Regions from separate parts of the Homo sapiens genome. Here region 1 is linked to region 2. A link is an interaction called in ENCODE POLR2A ChIA-PET data of the cell type or tissue named here. Cell type or tissue: GM12878. All regions are shown on one strand.

Region 1 (5,000 bases), 100 kb before region 2:
TTGGTGAACCGCAAATGCTGCTGCCTGATTGTTCCTCTGGAAGTTTGGTCTCAGAGGAGTACCCGGCCGTGTGAGGTGTCAGTCCGCCCCTACTGGGGGTGCCTCCCAGTTAGGCTACTCGGGGGTCAAGGACCCACTTGAGGAGGCAGTCTGCCCGTTGTCAGATCTCAAGCTGTGTGCTGGGAGAACCACTACTGTCTTCAAAGCTCAGTTGGAAATGCAGAAATCACCCGTCTTCTGCGTCGCTGATGCTGGGAGCTGTAGACTGGAGCTGTTCCTATTCGGCCATCTTGGCTCCTCCAAGCATGAAATGGATTTCTTGAAGACAGCGTACTGATGGGTCTTGACTCTATACATTTTGCCATTCTGTGTCTTTTAATTGGGGCATTTAGCTCATTTACATTTAAGGTGAATATTGTTATGTGTGAATTTGATCCTGTCATCATGATGCTAGCTGGTTATTTGTTAGACTTGTTTATGTGGTTGCTTTATAGTGTCACTCGTCTGTGTACTTCAGTGTGTTTTGTAGTGGCTGGCAGCGGAAAGGAAAGTTTTTCCTTTCCATATTTAGTGCTTCTTTTGGGAGCTCTTTCAAGACAATGATGAATACCCTCAGCATTTGCTTGTTTGAAAAGAATCTTATTTCTCCTTTGCTTATTAAGCTTAGTTTGGCTGGATATGAAATTCTGGGTTGGAAATTCTTTAAGAATGTTGAGGCCAGGTGCGGTGGCTCACGTCTGTAATCCCATCACTTTTGGAGGCTGAGGTGGGTAGATACCTGAAGTCAGGAGTTCGAGACCAGCCTAGCCAACATGGCAAAACCCCATCTCTACTAAAAATACAAAAATCGGCTGGGTGTGGTGGCATACACCTGTAATCCTGGCTACTTGGGAGGCTGAGGCAGGAGAATCACTTGAACCCGGGAGGTGGAGGTTGCAATGAGCTGGGATCGCACCATTGTACTCTATCCTGGGCAGGAAGAGTGAAATGAAGCTCCACCTCAAAAAAAAAAAAAAACGAATGTTGAATATTGGTCCCCAATCTTTTTTGGCTAGTAGGGTTTCCACTGAGAGGTCTGCTGTTAGTCTGATGTGTTTCCCTTTGTAGGTGGCCTGGCCTTTCTCTCTGGCTGCCCTTAACATTTTTTCTTTCATTTTGATCTTGGAGAATCTGATGATTATGTTTCTTGGGATTGATCATCTTACTGGGGTTCTCTGGATTTCCTGAATTTGAATGTTGGCCCTTCTTGCTAGGTTGGAGAAGTTCTCCTGGATGATATCCTGAAGTATGTTTTCTAATTTGATTCCATTCTTCTCCTGTCTTTCAGGCACCCCAATCAGTCATAGGTTTGGTCTTTTTACATAGTCCCATATTTCTCGAGGTTTTGATCATTCCTTTTCATTCTTTTTTCTCTATTCTTGTTTGCCTATCTTATTTCAGAAAGACAGTTTTCAAGCCCTGAGATTCTTTTCTCTGCTTGGTCTATTCTGCTATTGATACTTGTGGTTGCATTGTGAATTTCTCATCTTGTGTTTCTCAGCTCCATCAGGTCAGTTATGCTCCTCTCTAAACTGGCTATACTGCTTAGAAGCTCCTCCATTTTATCATGATTCTTAGCTTCTTTGCATTGGGTTGCAACATGCTCCTTTAGCTCAGCCAAGTTCATTATCACCCACCTTCTGAAGCCTACTTCTATCAGTTCAGCCATCTCAGCCTCAGCCCAGTTCTGTCCCCTTGCTGAAGAGGTGTTGTGGTAATTTAGAGAAGAGGCACTCTGGCTTTTTGAGTTTTCAGCGTTTTTTGCATTATTTCTCATCTTTGTGGGCTTATCTACCTTTGATTTTTGAGGTTGCTGATCTTTTTTTTTTGTTTTTTGTTTTTTTGTTTTTGTTTTTTGAGACAGAGTCTCGCCCTGTTGCCCAGGCTAGAGTACAGTGGCACAATCCCAGCTTACTGCAACCTCAACCTCGTGATCTGCCCATTTCAGTCTCCTAAAGTGCTGGGATTATAGGCGTGAGCCACTCTGCCCAGCTGAGGTTGCTGATTTTTTTTTTTTTTTTTTTTGAGACTGAGTTTAGCTCTATCACCCAGGCTGGAGTGCAGTGGCACAATCTTGGCTCACTGCAACCTCCGCCTCCCGGGTTCAAGCCATTCTCATGCCTCAGCCTCCAGAGTAGCTGGGATTACAGGCGCCTGCCACCATGCCTGGCTAATTTTTGTATTTTTAGTAGAGATGGGGCTTCACAATGTTGGCCAGGCTGGTCTCAAACTTCTGATCTCAGGTGATCCGCCCTCCTCGGCCTCCCAAAGTCTGAGATTACAGGCATGAGCCACCACGCCTGGCCAGTTGCTGACCTTTAAATGGGGTTTTTGTGGTGTCTTTTTTGTTGATACTCTTGTTGTTGTTTTCTGTTTTTCTTTTAACAGTCAGTGCACTTTTCCATAGGGCTGCTGTAGTTTGCTGGGGGATTGCTGCAGACCCTAGTTGTCTTGGTCTTTCCTTTACCTGTAGGTATATCACCAGTGAAGGCTGTGAAACAGCTAAGATGGCAGTCTGCTCCTTCCCTTGGGAGCTCCATCCCGGTGGGGTGGTGGGGGGGGGGTAGGGGGGGCAGTACTGACCTGTTGCCAGCCTGGATGCTGCTGTAGAAGGTGTCTGGAGATCCCCGTTAGGAGGTCTCACCCAATCAGGAGGGACAGGATCAGGGACCTGCTTAAAGATGCAGTCTGGTTGCTTTTTGGTAGATCAGGTGTGCTGAATTGGGGGTAACCGTTCCTTGCCCAGACTGCCTGGACTCTCCAGAGCCAGCCCGCTTAGAAAGGCTGAGTCATTCGTGTACCCTAAAACTTAAAGTATAAAAAAATAATAAGAAGAAGAAAGGCTTAGTCAACTGAACCGCAGAGACATTGGGCACTCCTCCCCCTAGGGGCTTGTCCCAGGGAGAGATCAGAGTACTGTTCATATAACCTTGGCTGGAGTTGCTGAAATTCCCTCAGGGAGGCCCCACCCAGTGAGGAGGGATGGATTGGGGTCCCACTTAAAAGAGCAGTCTGGCCACGATCTGGCACAGCAGCTGTGCTGCCCTGTGAGGGACTCCTCCTCATCAGGACCACCTGGATTCTTGGGAGCAGGCTAGAACAGCTGGGTCAACTGAACTGCAGAAATGGCAGCCGCCCCTCCCCCTGAAAACTCATCCATTTTAGGCAGTCTCTAGCCTGTTGCACTGGCTGGCTAGAATTCAAAGCCAGTGGGTTGAGGTGCCATGGAAGTGAGGCCCGCAGAATGACACTGCTTGGTTCCCAGGATTCAGCCCTCTTCCTAGGGGAGGATACGGATGGATTTCTCACCTTGTTGGGATTCCCAAGGGTGGAGTCTGTAAAACTCCTGGGTTTACGTGTGAGCCTGAGCAACTGCTCTGCCAAGACTCCGCACAGCTCTGTATGTTGGACCTAAGTAAGGCCCTGGTGGCCTGGGTTCATGAGGGGATCTCCTGATCCATGGTTGCAAAGATCCGTAGGAGAAGTGTGGTTTCCTGAGTGGGGTTACACAATCACTCACTGCTTCCCTTGGCTGGGGGTGGGGGTTCCTTTGGCTCCCCAGTGCTCCTGGGTGGGCCATTGCCACACCCTGCTTTTTTTGTTGTCTGTGGGTCATGCCATCCTCCTAATCAGTCCCAGTGTGAGAACCTGGACATTTCATTTGAAGGTGCTGAATTCACTTGCTGTTGTCATTCTTCTCTATGAGAGCCATCTTGTTTCTAATCGGCTATCTTGGCCCCTCCTGCCCCCTTCTTGTCTTACAGGTGGAAACTGAGGAATAATCCCAGTGCTTTGTGAAACTGCTATGAAGAATATTCAAGTCAGACTTAAGTTGGAAGATAGTGACTAGAGCAAACAGACCAAAGCATTTATTTATTTATTTATTTATTTATTTAATTTGTTCATTCCTGAGACAGAGTCTTGCTTTGTTGCCCGGGCTGGAGTGCAGTGGTGTGATCTCGACTCACTGCAACCTCCACCACCCAGATTCAAGCAACTCTCCTGCCTAAGCCTCCAGAGTAGCTGGGAATACAGGCGTGCGTCACCACTCCTGCCTAATTTTTTGTATGACCAAAGCATTTAAAGCATTGATTCTGAGGGCCTGGAACTCACTAAATGCTGCCAGACTCTAAAGTGATCTCAAAATAGACTTTCTGTAGTTGGAATACTTCTGTAGATATTCACTTGTATTATACATGTGCAGTCTCCATGTTTGTAGCATTCAGATATGCAAATTCTATTATTTCTGTTCCCCATAGTCCTCTAGGCCACATTGGCAACTAGAGGTGTTTTTTTCTCTCAGCCCTATCTTCTAAATAGTCTGAGTTGTCTTTCTCTGTTATTGGATTTTCTCCCTGATTCTCCCTCCTTTTGTCAGTGTTCAGTAGTTTTTCGTCCACAGAAATGGTCCCAAGGCTTCTTTCCTTCTTGATCACTTGATCAGTTTTTCAAAGGCTCCTCTTTTTTTTTTTTTTTTTTTTTTTTTTTTGAGACAGTCTCTGTCATGCAGGCTGGAGTGCAGTGGCACTATCTCGGCTCACTGCAAATTCTGCCTTGCTGGTTCAAGCAGTTCTCAAGCCTTAGCCTCTTGAGTAGCTGGGATTATAGGCAGGTGCCACCATGCCCAGCTAATTTTTTGTATTTTAGTAGAGATGGGGTTTCACCATGTTGCCCAGGCTGGTCTTGAACTCCTGAGCTCAGGCAGTCTGCCTGCCTTGGCCTCCCAAAGTGCTAGAATTACAGGTGTGAGCCACCACATTCAGCCAAAACCTCTTTTTGACAAAGTTCAGCCTCATCCTATAGGTGATTTTGTACTCTCTGCTAAGATAAAATTTTCTCCAAATTGTTAGCCTTAGGATAAAGGACAATTTATGAACCAAAAAAAACTCTTTGTTTCCTGAACAGTCAATTTAGTTATTGTACTAAGAAGTCTGTCAGACAAGACTTGTTGTATTGCAGTC
Region 2 (5,000 bases):
ATTTGTTTCTAAAGTGAATGTTTATACCTTTAGTTCTGACCTTCAGGCAGCTAGAAAGCTATTGTACACTGAAAAATAGTGCAGCTAGATGGCACCTCTAGGTTGTGACAGTCCTAAAAACAGAGCGAGTCTTCTGGTTTGACTTTGAATGTTGGTGGAATACATGAACTGTGGAAGACTGGAGAAATATCTTCAATAAAGTTTACTGCCACATATAAATTACATGAACTCAGAACCAGTCATACTAGTTTTCAGAATTTGTTTATGGCTTATAAACCAGAAAAGAAAGAATTTAAAGATTAAAATTTTTATAATAAACAGTGAAGGATTATCACCTGAAAACAGACTAGGAAATGCTGTTCTAAAGGAAATAAGCTAGTAGTACAAAGGATAATAGGGTATATCACAGAAAAATATTTTTAGACTCTTCTGAGCTTTATTTTTCTCATCTATAAAAAAATCAAGATTGAACTAGATAGGTAGGTTTCAAACTTAAGGCACTGAATGGGTGTGGTGGCTCATGCCTGTAATCCCAGCACTTTGGGAGGCCAAAGTGGGCAATCACTTGAGCTCAGGAGTTCAAGACCAGCTTGGGAAACATGGTGAAACCCCGTCTTTACAAAAAATATAAAAATTAACTGGGTGTGGTGGGGCACACATGTAGTCCCAGCTACCAGGGAGGCTGAGGTAGGAGGATCTGTTGAGCCTGGCAGGCCAAGGCTGCAGTGAGCTGGATTGTACCACTGCACTCGAGCCTGGGCAACAGAGTGGGACCCTGTCTCAAAAAAAAACAAAAAAAAAACTTTAAGTCTCCAACTTTTATTTCAAATGAAAGTGTTCAGAGATATCTGAGGATGCTATTAACATGAATAATTGTGTCTCTTCAGAAAGAACTGTGTGACTAAAGAAATAGGCACTGGAGAGGCCACTGAGGGACTTTCTAGAACTTTCATATTTAAAGATGTTTAAAGGGAAGAATGGATGGTTTTTAATAACTGCAATTAACAGTTTAACCATGTTCTTATAGGCTGGACTAAACAGTGGTATCTTGAGATCTTTTTAAGTTTTGAGCAATCAGAGAGAAATGAGTTTTAGAGCAATATAAATTGAGGTTTATAATCGAGCTACAATGAAAAGTCTCTTGATTTCTAGCTCAGAATGGTTGAGTAAATATATACATACCTGTTGATTCCTTCTTTCTCCCAAAACTCATTGAAATGACAAAAGACATAAAAATTTCAAAGCCTGGCATGGTGGCACATGCCTGTAGCCCCAGCTACCCCAGGTGGCTAAGGTGGGAGGATCGATTAAGCCAAGGAGTTCGAGCCTGCAGTGAGGTATGATTGCGCCCGCTGCACTCCAGCCTGGATGACAGAGTGACACCCTGTTTCTTTTTTTTTTTTTTTTTTTTTTTTTAAGCAGAGTCTGGCTCTGTCGCCCAGGCTGGAGTGCAGTGGCACGATCTCGGCTCACTGCAAGCTCTGCCTCCCTGGTTCATGCCATTCTCCTGCCTCAGCCTCCCGAGTAGCTGGGACTACAGGCGCCCGCCACCACACCCGGCTAATTTTTTGTATTTTTAGTAGAGACGGGGTTTCACCATGTTAGCCAGGATGGTCTCGATCTCCTGACCTCGTGATCCACCCGCCTCGGCCTCCCAAAGTGCTAGGATTACAGGCGTGAGCCACCGCGCCCGGCCGACACCCTGTTTCTTAAAAGTAAAGTAATTAATTAAATTCATTAAAAATAAAAACAAATTCATAGCAGAGCTGGAAATTGAGGTGGGAAACTGTTAGACAAAAACATTAAGAAATTTCTGATAAGATTTAAAATAGATGAAAACATATTGGTAATCAAATACAGCAGAGTTGAGGAATGCCCAGTATCATACAGGTTAAAAAGAGAATTTAAAAAATAAATGCGTTTTCCTAGAACAGTATAAATTTTCAGTTATAAAGGGATTTTGATAACTTGAGTAATTCATTTTCCCTGCCCCAGATTTTCTTAATGATCCAGACCACCTGACTTTAGATTAAATTAAGCTTGCTGAGATCCTTTTGTGGATCATAAGCCTGATGATTGGGTTTTCACACTGTGTGAGACAGGCCTCTCTCAAACCTTGTTGCATTGTGCACACATTACCTGTCTGACATGGGGGAAGAAATTCAGCTTGATGAGATACCAAAATGTGAGGTGTATTCTCTTGACAGAGAGAAACTTATGCTAAAAACATTTCTGCATTTTTGGTGACTTATTTAAATATGGAACTGTTATCCACCCTTTTACAGCTGGCTTTAGAGTAGAAGGTCTCAAGTAGCATGCGTTATTTCCTATGGGAGTAGCCTTGGAAGGAACTAAAGGGAAAAAAGTCTACTTTTCTTTGGGTAGAGGCTCAGATCATCCATTAGTCTACTCTCTTATCACTTCTTCCTTTTCAAAATAAACTTGTTTGAGCACCTGAAATGTGGTAAAGAAAAATAAATAAATAAACTTGTAATACTTAAGAGTCAACAATAACATTTTAAATAGTCAAAACATCTAACTTGGGGCACCAATGAAGAAATTATAACTGCTAAAAATGTGAGTAGTGGCCAGGCACGGTGGCTTACGCCTGTATTCCCAGCACTTTGGAAGGCAGAGGTGGGCAGATCACGAGGTCAGGAGTTCGAGACCAGCCTGGCCAATATGGTGAAACCACATCTCTAGTAAAAATACAAAAATTAGCCAGGTGTGGTGGCGGGTGCCTGTAATCCCAGCTACCTGGGAGGCTGAGGCGGGAGAATCGCCTGAACCTGGGAGGTGGAGATTGCAGAGAGTCAAGATTCCAGCCTGGGTAACAGAGAGAGACTCCATCTCAAAAAAAAAAAAGAAAATGTGAGTGTGGGAGCTACCTGCTGCCTGGATGTCAGTTTGACAGCACTGGTAGTGGTAGTAATGGAGTGAGTGCTGCATTGAGTGCTTCCTGTGTACCTAAGCATTATGATGAGGGCTTTATAGACACTTTTCATTCTCAAAACAAGCTGAAGAGAGGTTACCACATTTTACAGAGTATAAGACTGAAACTGTATAATTAGTTCAAGATCACGTAGTAAGATACAGAGCTGGAATTTGAATATAGTCTGTTAATTCCAAAACTGGTATTCTTAAGTGTTGATAAAGAATTTCTTCATGAGAAAGAATTTCTTCATGAGCACCGCAGATATTGGTCCTGGAAGAAATTTTGGCCTCAAAGGCAGCTCTCTCCCACCTGGATACTTTTTGTCCCTACAGATAGTAAACTGTAACATTAAAATTAAATCTGTAATTGGTTATACAGTAATAATGTCACGGGCACAGTACTTAATGTAACATGCCTTTTTGAGAAATGTCTTTGACTTAGAGCAATAGGAATCTATTTTAATTAATAATTAAACCTACCATCCCAAGAATTCTAATAACCAATCTGTCTACACAATGTGGAAATAAAAGTTTTACCAACTTCAGCAGTATTCAATTTATATATTTCTCAAAATATATTTTCATCGTTACTAAGAAAGCAGCATATACCATAAAAATACTATAATGGCATATAGATTTTAAAGTGATTTATTGTATTTTATAATACTCACTTTTCTCTTTTAGTCTGATGACAGTAAAACTTCTGTGAGGGATCGCTTTAATGCAAGACAATTCATGTCTTGGTTACAAGATGTGGATGATAAATTTGACAAATTAAAGGTATGTATGTTTGGAAGTCAGTTTAAATGAATGCTTCCCCCTTCTTAAAAAAAAAAAAAACTCTACAGCTGTATTAGGGAGAAATAATTAGGAGGGGAAATACTGGTTAGTCATGAATCCTCACACTGGGCCACAATTGGAAAGATAAAGACCACAAGTCCATTTTAAGGACTAGTTGTAGTATGAAAGAGGAAACTGCCACAGAAAATGCAGTTTCTAGTGTGGGTCTTCATGCTTACTATCCAATGTACCTGTCTGGTTATAGCTTGAACATAACGAAAGAATAGGAGAATGGTAAGAAAAGGAATATAGTTTTCAAATCTATAAATTATTTGATTTGAGATTTTGAATCATTTCAGAAGTCTTTCCCCCCTAGATTTTCATGTTTCTTTTGATAATTTGAAATCTCATAATTTGAAATAATATTTTCAAATTAAAATCTATAACAGCAGTCCCAACCTTTTTGGCACCAGGGACCAGTTTCGTGGAAGACAATTTTTCCATGGGTTGGGGTGGGAGGATGGTTTGGGGATGAAACTTTCACCTCAGATCATCAGACATTAGATTCTCATAAGGAGCATGCAACCTAGAACCCTCGCATGTGCAGTTCACAATAGGGTTTGAGCTGCTATGAGAATCTAATGCCGTTGCTGATCTAACAGGAGGCTGAGCTCAGGTGGTAATGCTTGCTTGCCGCCACTCACCTCCTGCGGTGTGGCCCAGTTCTGAACAGGCCATGGATCGGTACCAGTCCGTGACCCGGGGGTTGGGGACCCGTGCTGTATAAGGTGAAAATGAAGTTGCAGACCCACAAATAGTTGGTATGTGTGTACAAACAGGATAAAACAGAAATGGACTTGTAGGCCGGGTGTGGCAGTTCACACGTGTAATCCCAGAACTTTGGAAGGCCTACGTGAGCAGATCACCTGAGGTCAGGAGTTCAAAACCAGCCCGGCCGACATGGTGAAACCCCATCTCTAAGAAAAATACAAAAATTAGCTGGGCGTGGTGGCACATGCCTGTAGTCTCAGCTACTTGGGAGGCTGAAGCAGGAGACTCGCTTGAACCCAGGAGGCGGAGGTTGCAGTGAGCCCAGAGCTCGCCACTGCACTCCAGCCTGGGAGACAGAGCAAGACTCTGTCTCAAAAAAAAAAGAAAGAAATGGACTTGTAATTCAAATGCTTTTTATGCTCCTGATGTGTCCATTTTAGTTCCTAAAGAAACTGGATGAGATTAATTTTTAAACAAAGCAAAGTTAACAGAATAATCAAGTAACTCTTCTCTTC

What was found. ChIA-PET counts read pairs that join two places held together with the same protein. Peaks named below come from ENCODE experiments on the same cell type or tissue, not always from the same donor. Only the 100,000 strongest peaks of a DNase experiment are listed, where the experiment ranks them.
Region 1: POLR2A ChIA-PET joins it to region 2 with 6 read pairs; 6 of 35 experiments call an interaction of 5 or more read pairs at or near these places.

Annotation. Positions count from the first base shown.
Region 1 is chr18:9,171,024-9,176,023 of GRCh38, forward strand. All of the region lies in intron 1 of ANKRD12 (ankyrin repeat domain 12), which reads left to right. Among named protein-coding and RNA genes, the nearest start is that of ANKRD12, 37 kb to the left of the region's middle. In GM12878, no CTCF peak of the experiment used is centred here; a DNase peak (open chromatin) is centred at 2,866; H3K27ac peaks cover 762 bases.
Region 2 is chr18:9,275,931-9,280,930 of GRCh38, forward strand. ANKRD12 (ankyrin repeat domain 12) reads left to right here. Exons shown (of 13, transcript NM_015208.5): 12 at 3,619-3,714. LOC124904369 (small nucleolar RNA U13) reads left to right here and starts at 2,049; the gene lies at 2,049-2,149. In GM12878, no CTCF peak of the experiment used is centred here; no DNase peak of the experiment used is centred here.